Regions from separate parts of the Homo sapiens genome. Here regions 2 and 3 are each linked to region 1. The links are chromatin loops, found by intact Hi-C in ENCODE. Cell type or tissue: A673. All regions are shown on one strand. Links, peaks and the distances in the headings refer to the core of each region. The heading gives the core; the rest is flanking DNA.

What was found. Peaks named below come from ENCODE experiments on the same cell type or tissue, not always from the same donor. Only the 100,000 strongest peaks of a DNase experiment are listed, where the experiment ranks them.
Region 2: a loop joins it to region 1, with 4 times the contacts of the local background. A loop is called at or near these places in 2 of 110 quality-filtered maps.
Region 3: a loop joins it to region 1, with 3 times the contacts of the local background. A loop is called at or near these places in 5 of 110 quality-filtered maps.

What each region holds. Positions count from the first base shown.
Region 1 is chr22:36,061,670-36,069,847 of GRCh38, forward strand. No RefSeq gene overlaps it. Among named protein-coding and RNA genes, the nearest start is that of RBFOX2, 37 kb to the left of the region's middle. In A673, for the core only: a CTCF peak has its summit at 4,495; a DNase peak (open chromatin) is centred at 4,302; H3K4me3 peaks cover 1,085 bases; H3K27ac peaks cover 1,542 bases.
Region 2 is chr22:35,756,635-35,764,812 of GRCh38, forward strand. RBFOX2 (RNA binding fox-1 homolog 2) reads right to left here. Exons shown (of 14, transcript NM_001349999.2): 8 at 4,781-4,834; 9 at 4,568-4,660; 10 at 3,254-3,386. Among named protein-coding and RNA genes, the nearest start is that of APOL5, 43 kb to the left of the region's middle. In A673, for the core only: a CTCF peak has its summit at 4,613; a DNase peak (open chromatin) is centred at 4,617.
Region 3 is chr22:35,910,884-35,919,061 of GRCh38, forward strand. All of the region lies in intron 2 of RBFOX2 (RNA binding fox-1 homolog 2), which reads right to left. Among named protein-coding and RNA genes, the nearest start is that of RBFOX2, 110 kb to the right of the region's middle. RefSeq lists an enhancer at 5,494-6,173. In A673, for the core only: no CTCF peak of the experiment used is centred there; DNase peaks (open chromatin) are centred at 3,838, 4,408 and 5,028; H3K4me3 peaks cover 2,458 bases; H3K27ac peaks cover 3,584 bases.

The DNA of each region.
Region 1 (8,178 bases), core at 2,168-7,167:
ATAGCCCTCATTTTCCCCCAAGTACATATTTATGTGAGGGCCAATCTTCTCATAAACTTCAACCAAAACAATAAATTGCAACAGATTGACTGCAGAAGCAAAGATGAGAATTGAGATGTTTTCTATTTAAGCCAAACAACAAAAAGACTTGCAAAGCTGTAAAACAATGCCATGTTGCTCACCAATTATTTTTGTCTTGGAAGATTTAGCTATTTTTCGCAAAAATATTTACATGTAATGAGCTTACTATTTTATTTTATTTATTTATTTATTTTGAGATGGAGTCTTGCTCTGTTGCCCAGGCTGGAATGCAGTGTCACAATCTCTGCTCACTGCAACCTTTGCCTCCCGGGTTCAAGCAATTCTCCTGCTTCAGCCTCTCAAGTAGCTGGAACTACAGGTGCCTGCCACTATGCCTGGCTAATTTTTGTATTTTTAGTAGAGACAAAGTTTCACCCTGTTGGCCAGGCTGGTCTTGAACTCCTGACCTCAAGTGATCCGCCAGGCTTGGGCTCCCAAAGTACTGGGATTGCAGGCGTGAATCACTATGCCTGGCCTATTTTTAAATAAATAAATAAATATTTTGAAATATTCTCACTTTCAATTTCTAATCTGGTAAATGTTGATAGATATAACCTACATGAACAAAAGCTCTTTGGAGTCGTCAATAACTTTTTTCTTTTTTTTTTTTTTGAGATGGAGTTTCACTCTTATTGCCTAGGCTGGAGTGCAAATGGCATGATCTTGGTTCACTGCAACCTCCATCTCCCAGGTTCAAGTGATTCTCCTGCCTCAGCCTCCCATGTTGCTGGGATTACAGGCATGCACCACCACACCTGGCTAATTTTGCATTTTTTTAGTAGAGACAGGGTTTCACCATGTTGGTCAGGCTGGTCTCAAACTCCTGACCTCAAGTGATCCACCTGCCTCAGCCGCCCAAAGTGCTGGGATTACAGGCTTGAGCCACCGCACCTGGCTCTTCATTAACTTTTATAACTGTAAAGGGGTCCTGAGACCAAAAAGTTTGAAAACCATTGCTAAAATGAGCTACAACGAAAGAAAAGTCAGCGTCAGATTTGAACAAGAGGGGAGATTTTATACTAGAAAGATCCTTCTAAAGGCAGTGTGGAAGCAAGGCCAGAGTGGAACCAGGTTGCGCGCAGGTGCCCCAGTCAGGGAGTGAGACATAAGAATGGAAGGGGACTGGATGCAGTGGCTCATGCCTATAATCCCAACACTTCGGGAGGACAAGGAAGGAGGATTGCTTGAGCTCAGAGAAGTTCAAGAGCAGGCTGGGCATCATGGCAAAATCTCATCTCTACAAAAATTACAAAAGTTAGCCTGACATGGTGGCATACGCCTGTAGTCCAAGCTAATTGGGAGGCTGAGCTGGGAGGATCGCTTAAGCCTGGGAGGTCAAGGCTGCAGTGAGCCAAAATCACGCCACTGTACTCCAGCCTGGGTGATAGAGCAAGATCCTGTCTCCAGAAGAAAAAAAAAAAAGGCAATGGGATTGGGAATAGGAGAGGAGAGTATTTTTGCAAGGAACATTCTATAAGTAGAAATGACAGGACATGTTGGCTATCTGCCCACACTCACCCACCCATTGCTCCTCCCCATAGCAGTATCACTTTCATCTAAATTCCTTATAGTCTTGGCTGTCCTCTCTAATGGGCTTCAAGCTTAATGTGTCCCAAAATGGATTCTTGATTTCTCTCAATCTAAACTTATTCCTAGAGTCTTCCTCATCTAACAAATAAATACATATATAGCAACTCCATTCTTCCAGTTGCTTAGGCCAAAAACAATGAAGGCATTAAATCCAGCAGCAAATCCTGTTAGCCCCATCTTTTTTCTTTCTTTCTTTCTTTTTTGAGACGGAGTCTCGCTCTGTTGCTCAGGCTGGAGTGCAATGGCATGATCTCGGCTCAGTGCAACTCTCCCTCCCCGGTTCAAGCAATTCTCCTGCGTCAGCCTCCTGGGTAGCTGGGACTACAGGCATGTGCCACCACACCCGGCTAATTTTTGTGTTTTTATTAGAGATGGGGTTTTGCCGTGTTGGCCAGGCTGCTCTCGAACTTCTGAACTCAAGGGATCCACCAACCTCGGCCTTTCAAAGTGCTGGGATTAAAGGCATGAGCCACCATGCCTGGCCACCTCCATCTTTAAAATGTTCCCATAATCCAACCACTTCTCACCATCCTTGACTACCTCTCTGACCTCATCTACCACCCTCTCCCTTGCTCCCTCTCCTCCAGTCATGCTGTCCTTGATTATGCTAAGCACTCTCCTACCTCAGGGCCATTGCACTGGCTGTTCCCCCTGCCTGGATTGCTCTTCCTTCCGGATATCAACAGTGATTACTCTCCTACTTGCTTCAGATCTTTGCTCAACCGTCTCTTTATCAGAGAGGGCTTCCCTGAACCCATGTACACATTTCCTATTTGCATCTCTCTTTATCCTGCTTTACTCTTCTGGTTAGCCCTCATCACAACCTGATGTGTTACAGATTTATTTTCATTTGTTTGTATATTTTATGTTCCCCTCCAGTAGCATGTAAGCTCTATAAGAATAGAGACGCTTAGTTTGTATTCCTCAATACCTAGAATGAGCCCTAGCCCAGAGCAGATACTCAACATTTATTTTGAACCAATGGATGAATAATTTGACATTTACATACGTTTTTGTTTGAAAAAAGTTGAATACCACTAATCTTTGGACAAGACGATGGGAGCCTGACATAATCCCTGATGGCACCTGATACAATAGTTAACATGTACTGCCTTAGGTGTTTTTTAAGGTATTCTCTTATTCTTTCTCTTTCTAGCAACCTAGGACGCAGATGCCATTATCCCCATTTTACAGAAGAGGAAATTGAGGTAAAGAGAGATTACATAACTTGCCCAAGATCACACACTAGTTAGCATCAGAGCAAGAGTTTGCACCAAAGCAGCTTGGCCCTATAGTCCACATTCTCTCTCTTTTTTTTTTTTTTGGAGATGGAGTTTCGCTCTTGTCGCCCAGGCTGGAGTGCAATGGCTTGATCTTGGCTCACTACAACCTCAGTCTCCCAGGTTCAAGCGATTCTCCTGCCTCAGCCTCCCGAGTAGCTGGGATTACGGGCGTGTGCCACCACATCTGGCTGATTTTGTATTATTAGTAGAGACGGGGTTTTGCCATGTTAGCCAGGCTGGTCTCGAACTCCTCAGGTGATCCACCCACCCTGGCCTCCCAAAGTGCTGGGATTACAGGTGTGAGCCACCATACCTGGCCTAGTCCACATTCTTAAACACTCTGCCATGATACTTGGATCTGGAAGTACTCTAAACATCTAGTATAAAGGGGTTGGACCGTGATCTCTAAGATGCTTCCAGTTCTATGGGTCTGTGAGCTTGAGATTCTACTACTTAGAATATTCATTGATTATTGACTTAATTAGTTAGCTAATTCATTTCTTCAACACATATTTATTAGCTATTCACTACATGCTAGGTTCTGTGCTAGGCACTTCCCATATATTTTCTTTAATCCTGAGAAGTAGGAATTATGATGCTTATCTTACAGATGAGGAATCTGAGGCTTATAGAACTTAAGAATTTATCCAGGGTCCAGTTATTAGCAGGAACAAGATTCGAGTCCCTGTCTCAGGTCTGCTTTTTTCCAAAACTCAAGCTCCTTCCCTGACCCTCGCCTGCTTCTCTTCCAGCTTGCGGGGAGCTTTTGGGGCCCTACGTGCGTGAAGTTCCAATGAACCCACGGAGAGGCCTGTAGGGGCAGGGGACAGGGGGTGCCTCTTCACCTCTGAGGCAGGATTTCAGAGTCTGAGAGCACCAGTTTGGTCCAGAAACCCTGGCTGGGACGTTAGTAAAGGGGCAAGAATTCACAAACCCTCACGAGGTGTCACTTTTTGTCCTGATCCTCTCCTTTCCCTCCAGCCTGCTGTGGCCAGCGTCAACCACTGCGACATATAACATGCCACATCACCAGACAGGCCAGGCTGGGATCCCAGATAATTTGACAGCAGGGGATTTTCACCATCGGACTGCTTTCCAGTCAGGCAGCACTGAGGCTAATTAAAGCTCCCTCTGGGGCATCAGGGAGAAGGGAGGAGACAGGCACGACCAAATCTAAAGACATACTCGTCCGGGAATCAAGCGAGGGAGGCGGAGGTAGAAGCCTGGCTCGGAGGAGCTCACAGCGGGTCCTGCAGGCAGAACGCGGTCACGTGACTGATGTCCCTCCGGCTGGCAGCTAGCAATACCCCGGATTGCAAACTCTCGAGGTCTCCGCCCATTTCATGGCAGGAAATCAGCGTTTTCCAAGAACGCCCAGTGGCGCGGGCACGGGCCTGAGTCCCGCCGCCCACTGCTCTCGAGAGGCCGGAGCAGCAGCTCCGTGGCGCCCCCTGGAGGCCGCCCCTGCTGGCGCCGTCCCCCGGGTGTCAATAGGCCATGGCGCGCCTCCCTCTCGGTTGAGAGCTGTGGGAGCCCAGGACGTGCCTATTAAAGGTATCTTTTGAAGTGAGAGGGACAAGAAAACGCCTTCTCTTTATGTGACTCTCTGTTCCCCAGCAAAGTTGCCAGGGTCCCCAACAATCGTAGTTTCTCCTTCACGGGAGGTTCCCCTGACGTCCTCTAGAGGGCGCGCGCGCACGGCCAGGGCGATTTCGGGGTCCGCAGCCCACGTGCTGCGCGGTCTCTTCTCCAGGCCACCCCGCTTGTCTAGCTATGCGCTGGGGGCAGGGAAAGATCTCCCTGTAAGATCTCCCTTACATGTGGACATCTGAGAGCTGAGATCTCGATGACCCCGGAAGACCCTTACACCCGGAGTGGAGCGGAAGCAGGATGAGAGAATATTGACTGAGCCCTGCCAGCCACTGTTCTAAGCACTTTTTCCCTGTTCCTGCCGATTTGCTCCTCACAACAACCATAGGAAGTGGAGACTATGATTATCCCCGTTGCACAGTAAGGAAACTGAGGCAAAAGGCGGTTAGGTAACTTGGCGATGTCTCCCGGCTAGGGATAGCAGAATGGGATAGAAACGCAGGCCACGCGGTCTGGAGCGGTGGCTCACGCCTTTAATCCCAGTACTTAGGGAGGCCGAGGCGGGCGGGTTACCTGGGGTCAGGAGTTCGAGACCAGCCTGGCCAACATGGTGAAACCCTATCTCTACTAAAAATACAAAAATTAGTCGGGGTGGGCACCTGTAATCCCAGCTACTCGAGGCTGAGGCAAAAGAATCGCTTGAACCCAGGAGGCAGAGGTGGCAGTGAGCCGAGATCACCCCACTGCACTTCAGCCTGGGTGGCAGAACAAGACTCTGTCTCAAAAAAAAAAAAAAGAATAAAAAAAAGAAAGGCAGGCCACCCGGTGGTGGTCCCTGTGCTCCTCCCCACCCACCCCCGCACTGTGCTGGGCGGTGAGGAGGCGGCTGGCCCAGGAGGTGGGGGTGTGGAGTGGGGCACATCAGAGATTTCAAATTGACCAAGGTCTGTTTTGTGTCAGTTTGTCAGTTTTATGTGTCAGCTTGGCTAAACTATGGTCTCCTGTTATTTGATCAAACACTAATCTATTTTTTCTTTTAGTTTAAAAAATAATAATTAAATGAAAAAATCCTGGCTAATGTTTTTTTTTTTGTAGAGACAGGGTTTTGCCTTGTTGCCCAGGCTGGCCTCTGACCCTTGGGCTCAAGTGATCTGCCACCATGCCTAGCCTCAAACACTAATCTAGATGTTGCTTGAAGGCATTTTGTAGATGTGATTTGTCTATAATTAGTTTACTTCAAGTAAGGGAGATTATCCCAGATAATCTGGGTGAGTCTGAAAGACTTTATGGGTAGAACTGAGGTGCCCTTGAAGAGGAAGAAATTCTGCCAGCCAATAGCAATTTCAGCTTGTGCTGAAGAGTTCCAGCCTTCCTAACAACCAGCCCTACAAATTTCGGACTTGCCTAGCCAGCCCTGTGTGTATAAACCAATTCCTTGCAATAATCACACCTACACCCTCACCCCACCCCCCTCCCCAAATACATGTATATATGGAGAGAGAGGGAGAGAGAATATAAAATCATACATATATCATATATCTCCTATTTGTTCTGTGTCTTTAATTTCTCTAGTTGACCCCTGACTGATGCAATGACCCAAGAGCAGGCAGATGCCCGGGGGGCGTTTATGATACCTCTCCTAGGACTTGGCTCAATCTGAGTCCCTCAACGGCCATCTGCAACCCTGAGGAGGGTAGGAAAATCCCAAATTGACTGAGATTACATTTCCATCATCAACAGCAATGGAGAATCAATAAAGAAATTTAGTTCAGATATTGAAAAATGAAGAGGGCTGGGTGCAGTGGCTCACGCCTGTAATCCCAGCACTTTGGGAGGCCGAGGCGGGTGGATCACCTGAGGTCGGGAGTTCGAGACCGGCCTGGCCAACATGGTGAAAACTCATCTTTACTAAAAATACAAAAATTAGTTCTGGTGGGTGCCTGTAATCCCAGCTACTCGGGAGGCTGAGGCAGGAGAATTGTTTGAACCCATTAGGCAGAGGTGGCAGTGAGCCGAGATCACCCCATTGCACTTCAGCCTGGGTGACAGAACAAGACTCCGTCTCAAGGAAAAGAAAAAAAAAAGAAGAAAGTCACAGTTTTTGCACTATCAAGTTTATGTGCTAAGATTCATACCTCATTTTAACAGCCTACATCTACTTCTGCGTGGACCAGAAGGACAGAGCCACAATAACACTGACCAAACCATAGTAATAGCACAATCGTTGCTACAAAACATTTGCAAATAATCAGATAATATATCTGATTAGGGCCTTGTATCCAGAATATATAAAGAGCTCTTATTGCAACAACAAGTAGAAAACAGATCAATTTAAAAATGGGCAAAGGTAGGCCAGGCACAGTGGCTCACACCTATAATCCCAGCACTTAGGGAGGCCGAGGCGGGTGGATCACCTGAGGTCAGGAGTTTGAGACCAGCCTGGCCAACATGGCGAAACTCCGTCTCTACTAAAAGTACAAAATTGAGCCGGACGTGGTGGTGAGAGTCTGTAATCCCAGCTACTTGGGAGGCTGAGGCAGGAGAATCGCTTGAACCCAGGAGATGGAGGTTGCAGTGAGCTGAGATCTCGCCATTGCACTCCAGCCTGGGCGACAAGAGTGAGACTCTGTCTCAAAATAAAAAATAAAATAAAATAGGCAAAGGACTTGAATATCCAAAGAAGATAAACAAATGGCCAATAAGCAAACAATACTTTCAAGCACAAAAGATGCTCGACATAATTAGTCATCAAGGAAAAGGCAAATCAGAACCACACGGGACTCACTTCACATCCACCAGGATGACTATAGTCCTTACAGTAAGAGAATAGCAGATGGCAGGTATTGTGCTTTACTTGTATTAAGTAACTTAATCCTCACAGTAGCCTCGTGAAGGAGGGATGGCTATTAGCTCATTTACAAAAGAGGAACTGAGGCCTGGAAAGGTGAAATGATTGCCCCAGTGTTCCACGGCTGGTCAGTGGGTGTCAGAATTTAAGACCTGGGCTGTCTGCTTCCAAAGCTGTGCTATCCAGCTTTAATGACTGTGCTATACTGGTCTCTAGCAAAATTATTGAAAATTTCCCTCTCAGACCCACCATTTACCTTTATTGCTCCCAGAGACCCTCACATGTGCTCCTTAGCTACCAAAAACAGACTTCTTCTTTCTCCTGGCATTTGTCCCATGTCCTTTGGTCAGTCCAGAACTCACTAGGAGGCTCCCAGACGCTGTGTCCGTGTTTCTCCTCCAGACCGACGATGCTGCCTGTGTCACTGCCTCAGGGCCATGTCACTGCTGCTGCCCCACTGGACTCCCACGGTCCTAGCCACCAGCCACTCCCCTCCTTCTTCCTGGCTAGCAAGGTTTACTGACTACCATAGAGGCGGAAAATGCCAGATGCTCGGTTTCCCAGGTTCCCTTTACAGTTACAGGTGACCATGTGACCGTGTTCTGGTCAATGACATATAAGGAGAGTCTTCTGAGAAAGATTTTCTCTCCTGGCCAGAATAGAGAGAGAGGGTGAGGTAGATGGAAAGAGCGGGAAGCTGGGCGCAGTGGTTCACACCTGTAATCCCAACACTTTGGGAGGCCAAGGCAGGTGGATCACCTGAGGTCAGGAGTTCGAGACCAGCCT
Region 2 (8,178 bases), core at 1,870-6,869, 310 kb before region 1:
TACATTACGTTTAAGTATTTTGTTTTCAGTATTGTAATAATATGTAAATGTTTTTCTGATATCCATACATCACCTGCTTTTTACCCTGCACATTAGACATGCGATAAGATTTGGCTGATCACACAAGCATGCAAAGTATTATTATTCAGCATTTTAAGAACCAATGCAACACCTCAGAAAAACAAGTCAATCAATTCTGACCAAAGTAAACAGAGAAATGTAATTAAAAAAAAAACACAACCAAAAATACCCACAATGCATTGCTTTCACAAGCAGAGATAATGAGCTAAAGGTTAAGGTGATTGGTCCAAGGTCCAAGAATTGAAAGGTGCAGTGGGGATCCCAGATAGTAACAATATAATCCAGAGTGGGAAGGAGTAACTGGAAGATTTTAAGGGTTCTTTTTTGACTATAAGAGTATTCATGGAATTCTGAAAAATACAATTGATAACTGAAGTTCTGGGCTTGACCAAAGATCACCCTGTCTTATTTAAAAGAATACATCTGAGAAGGTAGCTGGTTAAGAATAGAAGGGTTTATTTTCCTGTTTAGATAATGAATTTGTAGCAAACAGACAATGCATGACTTTAAAAAAAAAAAAAAAACAAAACCTAAGCAACACTATATTCTTAAGTATAGATTTCCAACCTTCTGAGGTACCTTTGTGCATACAGACTTATACAGACTTTCCCCAAAACATTATTTTGGGACCAAAGGACATGGAATAGCAGTAGAGATAAAAGATAAAACTTTCTTCTTCATCTCTGTGAAGTCAAGATCAGATTGTTTTAATTTAGATGATCTGTTTATTGGTTATTCAACTAAACAAGCTGGAAATTTTCACCACTACCTTCTCTGTTACAATAAACAAGCTGACAAGTAAAGTCATCAAATCATATTTTTAACTTGAATATGAAATAACTTATTTCTTATAGGTAGGTGGAATGTTTCTTAATTCTATTTCCAATGACATTTGGTTGTATTTACAGGATAGCATGGTCACATTTTGGAATGCCCCAAATATGCTATGCCCTTGTATCACACAAAAGGCAAATCAAACTCATCTCTGATGTTCATTTAGCTAAGTCCCATTCATTTTCATAGTCTCCAGTTGCAGTTAAAGTCTGATATTAGAAAGTAATCTGCCTCTCAGCTGCATTTTAAGGAAAAAAACAACTTGTTCAAAATGAGAAGGCTGATAAAATGGAAAGCACTGAGACCAAGTGGTGATTAATTAAACTTCAAAGATCTTAGTAAGGGGATATAGGCAAAGATTTACAAATAAGCCTTCTATAAAGAAGGGTTGGCATTAAAAACACGAATACATTTTACCCTAAGTCAAATAACTTATTGGGAATATTCATCTACGTTCTAGAAGAATCCCAATATTCCCTGTATCAAATGCCACAAGGAGGCTAGAAACGTAATGATTAATGATGAAATTAGTTTACTAAGCTGAAAAGCAATTCTAGGCCATTCCCATGAAATACTGGACTTATTCCTTGCCATCTTCCATGTAAACAGGTGGTTTAGTTAATAAAAAGAAAACATGGGAAATCAGTGTTCAATGTAATGCACAGAAATTGATATGATTAGACATAAAGATAAAATATCTTTGAGCAAATATATACCTGACACAGACTTGGTAGAGAATGGGTTCTCAAGTTTGGTCAATATACTGAAACGACTACATTGAACAGGACTAAATTCAACCACTTTATAAAGTAATTCAGCAATGTTACAAAATAAGGAAGTCCCATGTTTCTGGTGAGTAGTCTCTCTTTGCAAATATGACAGTAAATTCTCTTGGATTACAACGGAAGACATTTCACAAACAATTTTCCTAGTGTGTAAAACTTCCAAAAGGTTCCTTTTAATGTTTCATTTGAGTATTTCTTGATGAAATAATACTGCATATTCACTTCTTTAAAGAGATGTCAGAGGTTGAAGGTCAAAGGTCAAGTTGAGAGAAAAAAGGATTAAAATAAAAGTAAGTAATGGCATAAGATGGAGATGATGGAATGCATGTGATTTAAATGTCTACAAACTCCAAACAAAAGTTAATTTCTGAAGCAGTTCCCTTCCAGTGTCTTTTGGAGCCTGCCCACTTCAACATACCTTGTCTAATAAAAATGTTTTAACTCTGTGGAATGGAGAACTTCTAATGGTACATCCATTTGGTCTATGAATGAATGAATGAATGAATGCTAAATTAGTACACCTCAAGGCTAAGCCAATTTTGCTGTCAGAAAAGGACATACAAAGGAGGTTCCTTCCCTTTATATTTTAACTAAGTAGCAGCCAACAAGCTTCTCTGCTGCTACTTATTCCTCCGTAAGAATACAAAAAAAAATATGTCATATTGACATTATCTGGCAGAGAAAAGGTGAAGAGAAATGTCACATCTTTGATGAGGAAGTCCTTGGTACAACTGACTCATGAAAGACCACTCTATAAAAATTTGCATTTTAGGCTGACACTGAGAAACCCCTAAAAACAAAACCTGCCATCTTCACTCCTTTTCCCCATTCAGTAGCAAAGGATTTATTTGTTGCTATGGAATCATTCCACTGCATGAGACACCCTCCATAAAAAAATCAAACGGTGAAGGATGCTCAGCTACAGTCGCTGTTTTACCATCATTCAGAAGCCAACTGCAGTTTAATTCTTCCTACTTCTCCCTTTCTCCCTTGATTCAATTGGACTTGGTTCATCTTAGAATTAACCTCTTTTAATCCGTTTCCTACAAAGAAAGCAAATCCATTGTGGGTAACTAGCTCTGCTGCTCACCACCCAGGCAGTGAAACCAAAGGGGAGGACACATGTGACAGCCTCTGCCCCAACACGGGGTGGTGATAAGGAGGTGAACACAGCAGATGCAGGCTTGTACTACAATCTTGAGCTCCTCTTTTGGTTCTCTGCAGTAATGTTAATCCATATTCGTGCGCTTCTGAGTGAACTTCATGCCAACACACTGCTAGTAAACACAAGACGGTTCTGGCTACTGTCTTAAGCCATTACCATGAGGGCTTAAGGTGGCCAAAATGAAGACTTATAATGAATTGACAGTTTGTCACATTCTGATGATGGTATATTTTGTTTTTTGTCATCTAATCTGTTAATTTGCAAATATTCACTGAATGCCTACTCTGTGACACGGCAACATCCCAGAAGTTATGAAAGGGCCATGGTATTCTTTTTTGGTCCAACTGCTTATTTTAGAAACATACTGATTTTGGAATCTAACGCTTACCCTGGATAGGCGGGGATGGCTGTTGGAGGTACCGCTCGGACTGCACCATATACTGTCCGCCCTCTGCCCCTCAAATGGGCTCCTCTGAAAGCGGCTGCCGTGGTGGCTGCAGTAGGGTAAGGGAAGCCAGGAACTAAAGGGAGACCCAAAATATGACAGAAATTTCAACTTGCATTCAATAGAAGGTGCACAGTCACAACTTGCTATGAACCAATTATAGAAAAGATGGAAAGATACGAACCACACCTTTTTGGAAAAGGTGGCATGCATTCAATAAACGTTCTACCCTGGGTCTCTCAGTGGGGAAGAAATGGAAAGAGAGACCCAACATGCAAAAGCAAAAGATTCCATGCCTCATTCATCACAAATCTTGAGTGAGCTTCTCTGTTCCTTCTCAATTTCAGCTTTACAATGCAAGCTGCTGAGAAACAGGTCAAGAAGCTCTGAGAATGACTGCCATAATAAGAGACAGACTTTTAATTACTGTGGGCAGTCTAAATCAGATTGACACAAACTCTTCAACCGGTCAGTTATTAACCTTGCTTCCCAATGTTACTATGTCCACATAATAATTATTACTCAAAAGAACATTCTTTTTATATTTTTACATGGTACCAACCTCTAAGGCACATAATAGTCTTTAGACATTTCATTTCATTAGTCAATTTCATTCTTTTATTTAAAACATTTTAATCCACAAATGTAAGGTGAGGGAAACAACTCCTACCCTGTCCTTTAAAGAGGCAGACAATTTCTAGGGGCCTCATATCCTTTAAAGAGGCAGACAATTTCTAAGAGCCTATTTTAAGTGTGCTGTCCTCTGGAAAGCATGCAGAGACATTGATTCCATGTCCACTGAATCCTGTTTAATTATACCTCTTGCTGGAGTAAAATGGCTCAGGTCAAAATGACTTAGAGAGATCAAGAGAGCTGGGAATAATCAATAATACTGGAAGTACTTCTAAGTGATCCTCTGCTGGAGAACCTGTGGCTGACTCGCAGAGGAAATGTATAATATGCTCTACACATACTTGCTTCTTTTGTTTTCTTTATCGTCAAGTACAGACTAAAATATTCTTCATATGCCCTTACCCCCTCTACCTTTTCCAACTATTTCTGCTTTGTGCAATCTTAATATTTGGTCAGGAAAATTCTAGCACAGGTTAAGCAGGACAGGGCACTGGGATAGTATTTAATATCCCTCTCAAGAAATTTCCATTTCAGTTATGTACTGTACTAGGAAAAAAAAAAACAGTACATGATAGTTCACTCACAACAGTCAAAATCCATGCCAGGCCAACATAGGCTACTTACTGATTAAAGGAATGTAAGTGTTGATACCCCCTCTTCCTGATAGGGGCACTGCTGCATCATTGCCTAGGGACACATCTGCTTGAAAGCTGGATGCTGATTGGATTTTTAAAAAATTTAAAAATGCAAGAAGATTAAAAAGGAGTCACAAATTGAAAAACAGCAGATGCTATTACAATTAAATAGCACAAGTGGAAACATTTACTTAAATACTACCTGCATATAACTCCGGACCATATACAGCTCCAACTACTGGGCTTAATTTCCAACCTGAAACACACAAAATGGAAGGTAAGCATTTAAGACTGTTTGAGGAAAGGGATGATCAGTGCATGTCAAGTTGGCTTCAGCCATCTCTGGGGCTATTTTTGCCTATTATCAACTTCTCTTTGGAATTCCAGCTTGGGGTTTATATGAGAGAGTAACAGTAGTAGAACTAGGACACAGTGAAGAGATAATGAGGGGCTGGGGCTGGGGGGCTTGGCAGGTGTCATGATGTTGGGAGGAGGAAGATGGAGAGGGAATGAGAGGAGAAAAAATAAATAGAAATAAATCCTAGAGTTTGGTAAAGTGTTCTCACAGAATTACCCTGGATGACCTATCCTTCATTTAAAAAAAGAAGGCCGACTATATGTCACTCTGAACCATGCTGTGATGCATTTTCTCAACCCTGTTTATTACTCTAGTTGTTTTAATAAAGGTATCCATGGGCTGAACTCAAATTCAACCTAGATCTTTGACTCCATGTTTGGCTATACAATGCTGGTATTCCAGGTAAACTGAAATCCACTTTTACTCGGATTTACCATTGGGATTTTACTGGGGTTCACCAACTAAAAAAGGAAAGACATGAAATAGTAAAATTCAAGGTACATTCCCAACTTCAGTGCATGTTTTCTGAGGCTTTAATGTGTAATAATCACCTTTAAGTTAATCAGACTTCTTAGCTAAAGAACACCAGAATACTGTGGAACATTAGCTTAAATATTTATAAATATTAAGAGTTTCCAAATAACATTATGTTTAATGTCAACTTTATTTCTTCTTTCCCTTTTTTATATTTATAGGAATATGGCAAGTATTTTTTAAAAAGGAATAATATACGATTGCTCACTGCGAGTGAATAAAAGTAGAATTCCACATGAAAACTTTAATCAATATTAACTGAATTTTACATATAAGCAAAAATACTCTATATTATATATTTTCTGACTCATTTGTCTTTTTATATTAAGACCCTAGCATTGTGCCACACTATTCTATAAATATACGAATGAAAAGAAAAAGGCCAGAATTGGCCTCCTCTTTTTTTTTTTTTTTTTTTTTGAGACAGAGTCTTGCTCTGTCACCCAGGCTGGAGTGCAGTGGCGCAGTTTCGGCTCACCACAACCTCGGCTCCTGGGTTCAAGTGATTCTCATGCCTCAGCCTCCCAAGTAGCTGGGACTACAGGCACGTGCCACCATGCCTGGCTAGTTTTATACTTTTAGTAGAGATGGGGTTTCACCATGTTGGCCAGGCTGGTCTTGAACTCCTAACCTCAGGTGATCCACCCGCCTCAGCCTCCCAGAGTGCTGGGGATTACAGGCTTGAGCCACTGCGTCCAGCCACAATTGGCCTTTTCAAAAGAATTATTGAAATTACCAGATTTAAATGACTGTAAGCAAGACATTATTCAAGTGAAAACCTATTCACTCTGATTCAATCCAATCTCTTATTCATCATTTTATGTGCTCATAAAATGCAATGTCTCTTCAATATTCCACATAAAATTCTGGCAAAATCTAGGTTCAAATCCTACTTGAATTGTAAGAACACAAATATTCTGCAACATCAAATTACACAAATACTGTGCAACATTTCTGCACAAATTAAGAGATTCCAACCAACCTAAATGAGAATGCTGACTGAGAATTCATTAGGAGGAACCCAACAAATTCTTCTTAGGACCTTTAACACAATAGCAGAAGGTTTCTTGCCTACTAAACCTGAATATTAATTTAGAATAATATTTTAAAAAATAACCTTTTTCTTTCCTACCAATGCCACTATTGCCTGAGCATTCCCTTTAAATCCACATAATGGGCAGGCACCGTAGCTCAAGCCTGTAATCCCAGCACTTTGGGAGGCTGAGGCGGAGGGATCACCTGAGTCTAGGAGCTCGAGACCAGCCTGGCCAACATGGCAAAACCTCGTCTCTACTAAAAATACAAAAATTAGCCGGATGTGGTGGCACACACCTGTAATCCCAGCTACTCTGGAGGCTGAGGCACGAGTATCGCTTGAACCCGGGAAGTGGAGGTTGCAGTGAGCTGAGATCGCACCACTGTACTCCAGCCTAGGTGACAGAGAGACTCTGCCTCAAAACAAAAACAAAAATCAATATAATGGATGTATATTGACATGTTGTTAGTAATACTTTGAATATATTTAGTTTTAGAAAATTTACAATGTATTTTCACAGATGCCCTTTGACCTTCACAAAACCCAAAGAGGAAGGTAAAATAGATACCACATCTGCAATCTGAGGTCAATACTATACTTTTCTGGGTCTCATTTCCTAATAATAAGCTGGGAGGGTTGAGTTTCAATAATTTCTTAAAAAATCCTGGTGCCAAAAATCTGTGGTCTCAATTTATAAATATGAAAACAGAATTAGGTTAAAAAACTGGTCCACTGTCACGGAGTAAATAAAGAGTCAAACCTAGAAGGAGAACGTCTGTTTTCTGAATTCCAGTCAGAGGCTCTTTCTGTCACAATATTTCCCTTAGATGTAAAGAAAATTTGACATTCTTTGCCTCTCCTTTCTATTTTGTTTACTTTGAGTTTTTATCAAAATTGTAGAGACTTGTTTTTGTAAGAGCAGTGAAAAGAAAATAAGAGGTAAAGTGGGAGGCAGTGGTATCATACCGATAAAAGGAGTAAGGAAAAATGCAAATTATGCTGATAAATTTGTATCATCTATGTGAAAAGCTGGGCTAAATATATTTATTGAAGACTTTATGGGATATAGTCAATACGGATACATTTCTCCTTGATTTAAGACATTATTAGCACATACAGCCATACTCTAGCAGTGGGTTCAAACTTTTTAAAAAAACAGCAGAGCCAGGCATGGTGGCTCACGCCTGTAATCCCAGCACTTTGGGAGGCCACGGTGGGCGGATCACGAGGTCAGGAGGTTGAGACCATCCTGGCTAACACGGTGAAACCCCATCTCTACTAAAAATACAAAAAATTAGCCAGGTGTGGTGGCGGGCGCCTGTAGTCCCAGCTACTCGGGAGGCTGAGGGCAGGAGAATGGCGTGAACCTGGGAAGCAGAGCTTGCAGTGAGCCTTGATTGCGCCAGTGCACTCCAGCCTGGGTGACAAAGCGAGACTCCGTCTCAAAAAAAAAAAAAAAAAAACTCCAGCAGAAACTCCCCCCTTTATTCTAGATATTAGTAAAAGCTTATGCAGAACCCTAATTGCTCAGACTAAAGTACAGCTGAGACCTCAGAATTCAATCCATTTGGTTTCCTTTTTCTCTCCCAAACTGGCTCTGCAGAACAGTCTGCAAAACCACCACTGGGCTACAGATTAAATTTATATTCCATCTCATTCAGAGACCATGAGT
Region 3 (8,178 bases), core at 1,805-6,804, 150 kb before region 1:
CAAACTCTATAAACTTATTTTCAGGCTATGACTTTACTTTTAATAACATAAATGAGTTCAGTGGGACTTATTTTAATTATTTCTGAAACGGTTTATTTTTAGTAAATATAATAGTCCCCCACATGGAAAGCTATAACCATGACAAAAATTTTCTAGGAGGAGATAAAACCCTATTTATAGACCTATCAGTTGCTCCTTGCTTAGGTTGTAACATAGTTTCCACTTTAAGCCTGATATGACCTCCCGGGACTTCTCTGGTCTCTAATAATGTCCCTTTCATCCTGAAGTTTCCCACATTTATCTTTATCTCCCCCAGGTACTTAAGTTAAGCTACTATGGGTTGGGGGAAGGGAGAAGGAAAGAATCTTCTTTGTAAAAGCCATCTCCTACAGAAGAGTTTTAGGTAATTTTCAGGAACTTAAAAAATGAAAGATAGTTCTTCACTTGGTGGGCTTTTTTGGGAGAGAACCTCATAAATATTCAACAATCATCAGGAATACTGCTACACAGTAATCAATGCATATGGGAAATGGAAATGGCAACAAGGCCTACTGGTGTCTTAATCGACCTCTGATTTATCTTAAAGTTTTGCATCTTTTAAAAATCCAACAAGAGTAAAGGTATTTTAATATACAGGATACCACATTCTCTAATCAGAGGAAAGCTAATCAAGGGAGCCAAAATATAAATAAATGTAAGAAATTTTTCCTAAAAATTGTGATCTCAGGGATTAAGTTGTTATTATTGGTGTTGTTTACATTAGCTGCTGGTATCGTTACACTCCTCACTTAAAATGCTAATTGGTGGAATCTCCCCTTCCCAATCTCTGCCTATGACTCCATCAACAATTTTAGAAGGTATAAGTACCTTATTCTAATCCAATGAGCCATTTTCAATTTCCTTTCACTAGCAGTGGCATGACCCATATCCCATCTCACCCCAGCCCTTCCCCACTCCATACTCTGGATAAAATTTTTAATGAACCCTGTTTTTACTGCTCCAGCAAATCCTAACCCCTTTCATCTCTAAACCTCAACAACATTTGCTGGTCTTGGTTCACTCATTTTTTTTTAATCTTAAATACATACTTCTTTTTTGTTAATTCCATGTTTGTAGGTCTTGTATCCTGAATGAGACTGCAAATTGTACTCAACGTAAAGGCCTAGTGGGCAATGACACATCTTATCTCAGCATCATCAGTTGGTCATGCCAACTGACTGGCATATAACAGGCACATAATAAACATTATGGAACTATTTGTTGAGGTGATCTGGATGGCAGAAACAGCATACTACGTATACTTCTCTTATATGAATCTCTCAGAGCACACCACTGGGAAAGCCCAACATAAAGTGTGGCAGAGCTAAATCACAAGCAACTCCTCAAGAGAGGAAGGGAGAAGAACATGAGCATTCATTAATACCAACCCATCTTTCATTAGATTCCCATCAACATTCTCAGGAGCTCAAACAGATGGTGTGAACACAGGATGTACCAAGTGATGGAGCAAGCAATAACATTTCCTCACCGCAAGAAAATTCTTCCACCTTTTCCATCTACCTATATATTACTTAACCTTTAAGGCCTACCTCTTCCTGTCCACCCAATTCACAGTGAAATCCCCTAAGCTCTCCAGTACCTGAGGATGAGTAGCTATTTAGCATTTTCACTTAAAACAAGGGATGGATCCAAACTTTAACAAAAATAATTCAAAATAAACACCAGTAAAAGTCACCTGATTGTAAAAGTTGGCAAACACCAGGAAATACTTCTTTTAATTTTTTTTCAGTTGTTAAACTTATCATATAAAATGTATTTCCCTTTTTAAAAGAAGATATATGGGTTTTCCGGGGTGATCTGAGCTGAGGCATGAGCATGAATGATCAAATAAAACTCTCAAGATCATATCCCAGAGGCAGCATGGCATTGAAGAAAGAACTGAGGTTTGAAAGTGAAACAGACCTACAATCAAATTGCCAAATCACCATTCATTAGCAGTGACCTTGAGCAAGTACTTTAACCCCTCTTAACCTGTTTTGTAATCAACAAATGCAGAATTAAGATGAAAATTAGAAATAATGTACATAAAACACCTAGGCCAGTGCCTTTCTTAATAAATTTCAATTGTTAATGGTTTTGTCTATTGTCATTTTTCTTAGCCCACAACAAATGACAGAAAATGATTTATTGGCAAATCTGACATTTTAGGGCTTCTACTGTAATTTTTTTTTAATTGGAAGTAACCAAAATATTAATAAGAACTCACCTTTAAAAAGCTATTTTCTCTGTGAATTTAAAAGTAAACCGTGGCCAGTTGCAGTGGCTGGTGCCTATAATCCCAGCACTTTGAGAGGCAGAGGAGGAAAGGAAGATTGCTTGAGCCCACGAGTTCAAGATCAGCCTGGGCAACATAGTGAGACTCTGTCTCTATTTTTAAAAAGTAAAAAAAGTAAGATCTGCAGGAAGAGAAACAGAAAGTGTTCTCTTGGGTAAGGTGTATCTATTAAATCAGATGGCTAGGATAATTTACAAGCAAAAAAATAAAGCTCTTTAAGGGAGCGCCTAACAGGATATATATATCCTGTTATTTCTATTGTGTGTGTGTGTGTGTGTGTGTGTGTGTATACATATATAATTATATCATTATAATATGTGTGTATATGTATGTGTGTGTGTGTATATATATATATAGATGGATAGAGATATACCGATATATATATGGTTTACTCCTACCTGGAATTTCTATGATATCTATAAATCTATATAGGTTTATAGATATAGATATCATAGAAATTCCAGGTGGGGATAAACCCAATATTGTAGTATCTATGTCATAGAAAGGCTATGGGTAAAGATAATTTTTTAACCTAATCAAAATTCTGCTCCTCCCTCAAACCAGGGATATTTACCTGATAATCACAAGCCAAAGGGAAAGAGAAAAGAAAATATCTGCCTGTCTAAGAAAAGGGGAATGAGGAAGGGGTGGGCAGAGCTGGCTATAAAGGACGGGAATTTCTTTATGGAGGAAGGAGAAAATTGAATGCTGTACCATCTTCTTTTGCTGCTTTCAGGTGATGGAGGAATCCCTAAGTCATTTACTTGCTCTAGTAGCGGGGCTGTGAAAGAGGAGACAGTAATGTTTGGTCCTCCTACAGGGCAGGATTAAAAGCTGTGAAGGAGTTAAAGAATATCAGAGTGAAAATGCTGGCAGGACTTCTAGGGCCTTTTTAGCCAGCCTAGTGGAATGGAAGAGTCTGGGCATTAGAGCCAGATGGGCCTTCCTTAAGTGACCTTGGGCAAGCTGGACAGCCTCTCTAGCCTACACTTTTCTCATCTGTAAAATTGGGTTAACAGCATTTGCCCTGCAGAGTCATAAGAATTTAATAAGGTAACAAATAAAAACAAACTGCTTCAGAATAGGCACTCAATACAGGTTAAATGCTTTTCCCCTAAACCTCAAGGCTAGCGATAAAACGCCACTGGAATATATAGTGATATACCATACATGCCCATTTTCTCCTTTTCCTCTCATTGTGCATAAAGAGAAGCAAGTCTAAAAAGAGAAAATAACTTTTCCAAGGTTGCAATACTAGTTACTGGCAGAATTGGGGCTAAAAGCCAGTTCCTTCAAGTTCAATGCAATGTACCTCGCCTCATTAGGAACAATCCCTTAGGGATGGGCTCTGAGAGTAGATGCCAACAAGAAAACAAGCTAACTGCAATGTCTGCCATTCCCTGTGATTCAGATACCTAAGAGTTAAACATTCAGTCTCAGCTACAGCTCCGGAGTTGGCTGACTCCTTAGGCACTGAAATCCATTCCTCTACGTGATTGGTTGGTTCCCAAAGGGGTGGGGAAGAGGAAAAGGGAGAAGAATGTCACCCGATCCCCGGGGGTAAACAACAGCAAAAGCATCTGCTCAGGTTTTCAACTAAATCTGTGAAATATTTCTGAACACTTGACCACCAAACTTGAAAAACTGTTAACTTCTGACCTTAATCAAAAAGGTTGTTCTGTAATGACCAGATCCTTAGTAATGCAATCTGGACAAACAAATGCAAAAAGACAGTTTAATATTTCTCTAGCACAAAATTAGTACCCAGTGCTCGTGTGCTCTAGGTGCTTGAAATCGACACTGCCACCAACCCTCCTCCCCCTTTGCCATTACAGAGAGAAACCAGCCTGCTTGCTTCCACCCTACCATTTTACTCGAACTCTGCCATTTCGGAAATATGACAGGACTACACAATCACATTCTCTCCTCTGAGCCACCTCCTTTAAGAGCAGCCCCATCCCCTTGTAACTTTCTGTAATTATGTTAGCACACATGTGCAGGGCAGAGAGAAGGGAGGGTTTGGGGAGAGAGAAACCCAATACCCTGCCAAATCCATTGGGAAGTCTGCCCAAGTTATTAATCCAGGACGGGGCCACTTAACTAAATTAGTTGAGGCAATGCCCTTCAATTGTAGCTAGATTCTTTCCCCAGGGGAGAATGCAGGAAGTGTCTGCCTCCTCAAAATCTTATTACCCCAAACAACTCTTTTTTTCTTCAGAAGTTTCTCTCTCCCATTTCAAAGCTATGTACAAAATACTTTTGTTTTATGCAGAGAATCAGAGAGGCAGCCGCTCTCCCTGAGTACACTACAGGGACTCCACACGACTGGTCAGTAAGGAGCTGCTGAAAAGTGCATTCCCTTTGTTCTTACAGCCACAATGAAATTTTAAAGTCCCAATTATGTAAACCAGGGTGAGGGATGAAGAGCTACAGTTAAACCAAAGAGAAAGCCTCCTGCAGAATGACTAAACCTGGAAGTCCTTTTACAGTCTCAACCAGTACATGAATCAGCTCTAGTTCACCTTAATACGGCACCAGAAACGAGGAGTAAGCCATACCCTCTCCCAGGCCCACCCTAAACAATCTGGAATTGCTGGACAGATCATCTCTCAGAAACTGTGTAGACTACAAATGACCCAAAACCACTCTACACTCACTCAAAGAGGAAAGATTCCTCAATACTGAGCACAAGCAAATCAGCTCCAGGAAGTTAAGTGGCAGAGGCTCCGTATGCCTCCTCTTTGTCTCTATTCTTTAATCCCAAAGCCAGATTTAATCTAAATCATGTTACTAATGCCCTGTGCTAACACAGATGTCTCATTTATAAATCCTAGGGAACATAAGTGACTTAGCTCTCTTTCACAGTAATGCTCAGCAAATTAACTACTCAAGGAGGTTCAGTATGGTTACTAAAAACATAGGCTTCGGTATCAAGCTAACCTAGATTTAAATGCCTGTTCTACCACTTTCCAGCTCTGTGACTTGCTCTTCTCTAAAGCCCAGTTTCTTCATTGGTAAAATATGGCTTCTACTGTCCACCTTATAGAGAGAATGGGTGTTTGCATGTTTGTTTGTTTGTTTGTGACAGGGTCTCACTCTGTTGCTCAGGCTGGAGTGTAGTGGCATGATCTTGGCTCACTACAACCTCTGCCTCCCGGATTCAAGCAATCCTCGTGCCTCAGCCTCCCAAGTAGTTGGGATTGCAGGCATGGGCCACCAAACCCGGCTAATATTTGTATTTTTAGTAGAGACAGGGTTTCGCCATGTTGTCCATGCTGGTCTTGAACGCCTAGCCTCATGTGATCTGCCTGCCTCGGCCTCCCAAAGGGCTGGGGTTACAGGCACAAGTCACCGTGCCCAGCCAGGAGAGTGGTTGTTAATAGTAATGAGGAGTGGGCCGGCCGTGGTAGCTCATGCCTGTAATCCCAACACTTTAAGAGGCTGACGCGGGCGGGTCACCTGAGATCAGAAGCTCGAGACCAGCCTGGCCATCATGATGAAACCGTCTCTACTAAAAATACAAAAATTAGCTGGGAATGGTGGCTCATGCCTGTAATCCCAGCTACTGGGGAAGCTGAGGCAGGAGGTTTTGCAGCAAGCCGAGATCACGCCACTGCACTCCAGCCTGGGAGACACAGAGAGACTCTATCTGAAAAATTTAAAAAAAAAAAAAAAGAGTAATGAAAAGTGGATGGTATGTGCATATGTGCATTAGCACAATACCTGATGCATAGCAAGCATTCAGTAAATAGTACCTGGTACTATAAATTATTATTAAGGACCATAAAACAACTTCTATAAAGGAATAACACGGCCATCTGACAACCTTATTAGCATTCCTGCATCTTACCCATCCCATCATGAATGGTAAACAGCATGAGAATGCCAAAATTTATTTAATGACTATATTGAGCAACTCCTAGGTGATGGGGGAAAAGAGTGAAGGATACAACTTCTCCCTAAAAAGGAGCTCATGTTGGTAGGGGAAGACACAACAAAAAAGAAGGGGAGGAAGAGAAAGTACTGAAAGGGGTCTCAGTATGGAACTACTACCCAGCTTAAGTGTTCCACTGTGAAGGGGCTGGGTTTAGATCTATCTCAGCCGTCAGGGTCATGTTGAATAGATCTGTTAGGGTCATGGGGCAGGAAAATGTCAGAAAGCAAGGCCCATTCTGGAATTCTATACACTAAGAATGAGGGGAGGGGACAGTGAAAATGCACAGTGAGAGAAGGATTTTTATCTTTTCTCTTCACATTATGCTAGGCAAAAATTATAGCAGGCATAGAGTTGACAACCATGATCAAACATTTTCAGGCAGGAACTACAAGATGACTGCTTGTTAGGTTAGTGTAGCAGCACATATTTATTTTTTAGCAAATAGACATGGGGCTCTCAAGGAATTATAATCACGTAGTCATGAAGATACTCACTGGACACAGTGCACTGCACGGGAGGCTGGGAGAAGGGGAGGCCAGAAGGGGCTGGGTTCTGTAAGTCAGTGGCGTGCAAACTCACAAACCAGTGCTCTTGCTCTTTCCTATAAATTTTCATCATCACAATCGCAATCTGTCAAACTCTCAAATACACCTTAAAGCCTGCACTGCTGATGGAGTACAGCAGGGCTTGGCCACTCCTTGGTCATGACAGTACATGTTCTTCAGGAAACAGCTCTGCACTGGGAAAAAAGCACTCCACTGAGAATGAAGGCTCAATATCACAGACTCAGCTTTGCCACTAGCAAGAGCTATAAGAAAATAAGACTATGGATTTGGTAAGTCATCTAACTTCTCTGGAACTCAGTTTCCCCAAATGTAAAACGGGGGTGATATGATTAAATGTAGCGCTGACATTCAATGGCTCAGGAACTGAGGGCCAAGCTGATGTCCTCTACCCAGAGTTCTTGTTTCAGTGTTAGGGCTGACATGCCAAAGGGCCAGGGTATCAAGACAAATGATTACAATTCACTCTCTAAACTAAACTGAAAGTTCTGGCAAAGTAGAAAGCCATCCACAACATTTCTGGTGTACAAATTAAAAAGACTTACATCCTGAGCCATACCACTCATTTTATGAAGGTATCTCTATTCCTTGGAGATTAAATCAAGAAAGTAATTAACAGGAATCAACAGAACAACAGTAAAGTCACCTGGCACCCAGAAGGGCACATTGTTTGCTTGCTAAAGGAGCCCTCCAAACTCTACAGCTGAGAAAGCATACAGGGGCCCTAGAGTCAGCATTCATTCCAAAAACACAGGAATGATGGTTGCTATTTCTGCTTAATAGATCAGGACCTCATAAATGGGTGTCATCTTCACTGGACGAATCATATAGTAAGAAATAATCTTACAAATGCCAGCACTCAACAAACTGGCAGCTCTTTAGAGAGGACTCTCTGGGGACCCAGAGCTGCAGTAACTGAGGGAAATGTATCCAGATTAGATCAGCAAAGGCCTCTCCAGTTCCCCATGAGGTATTGTAGGGGGCAATGGTGCTGGCCAACACACAAGATTTACACAATGAGCTCCCTGAATACTGCACGTGTTCGGGTCAAAAGAGCTGCCACTCTGCTACAAACAATTCATGAAGCAGCAGATGCCAACTGTCCTGTCACCTAGGCCTTTAGCTGCAATTCCTCAAGAAAGCCTGATAGCCTTGGTTTTCATAGTAGTCACCTATTCCTCCCATTTTAAATTAAGGAAAATAATCCTATTTATTGTCTCAGTCTCTTCACCTTTCTTTTCCCAACATAAAAACATGTTTTCCCACCATAAAAAAAAAATATTAAATAAGATGTGGTATATCCACATAATGAAGTATTATTTAGCAATTAAAAAATGAAGTAC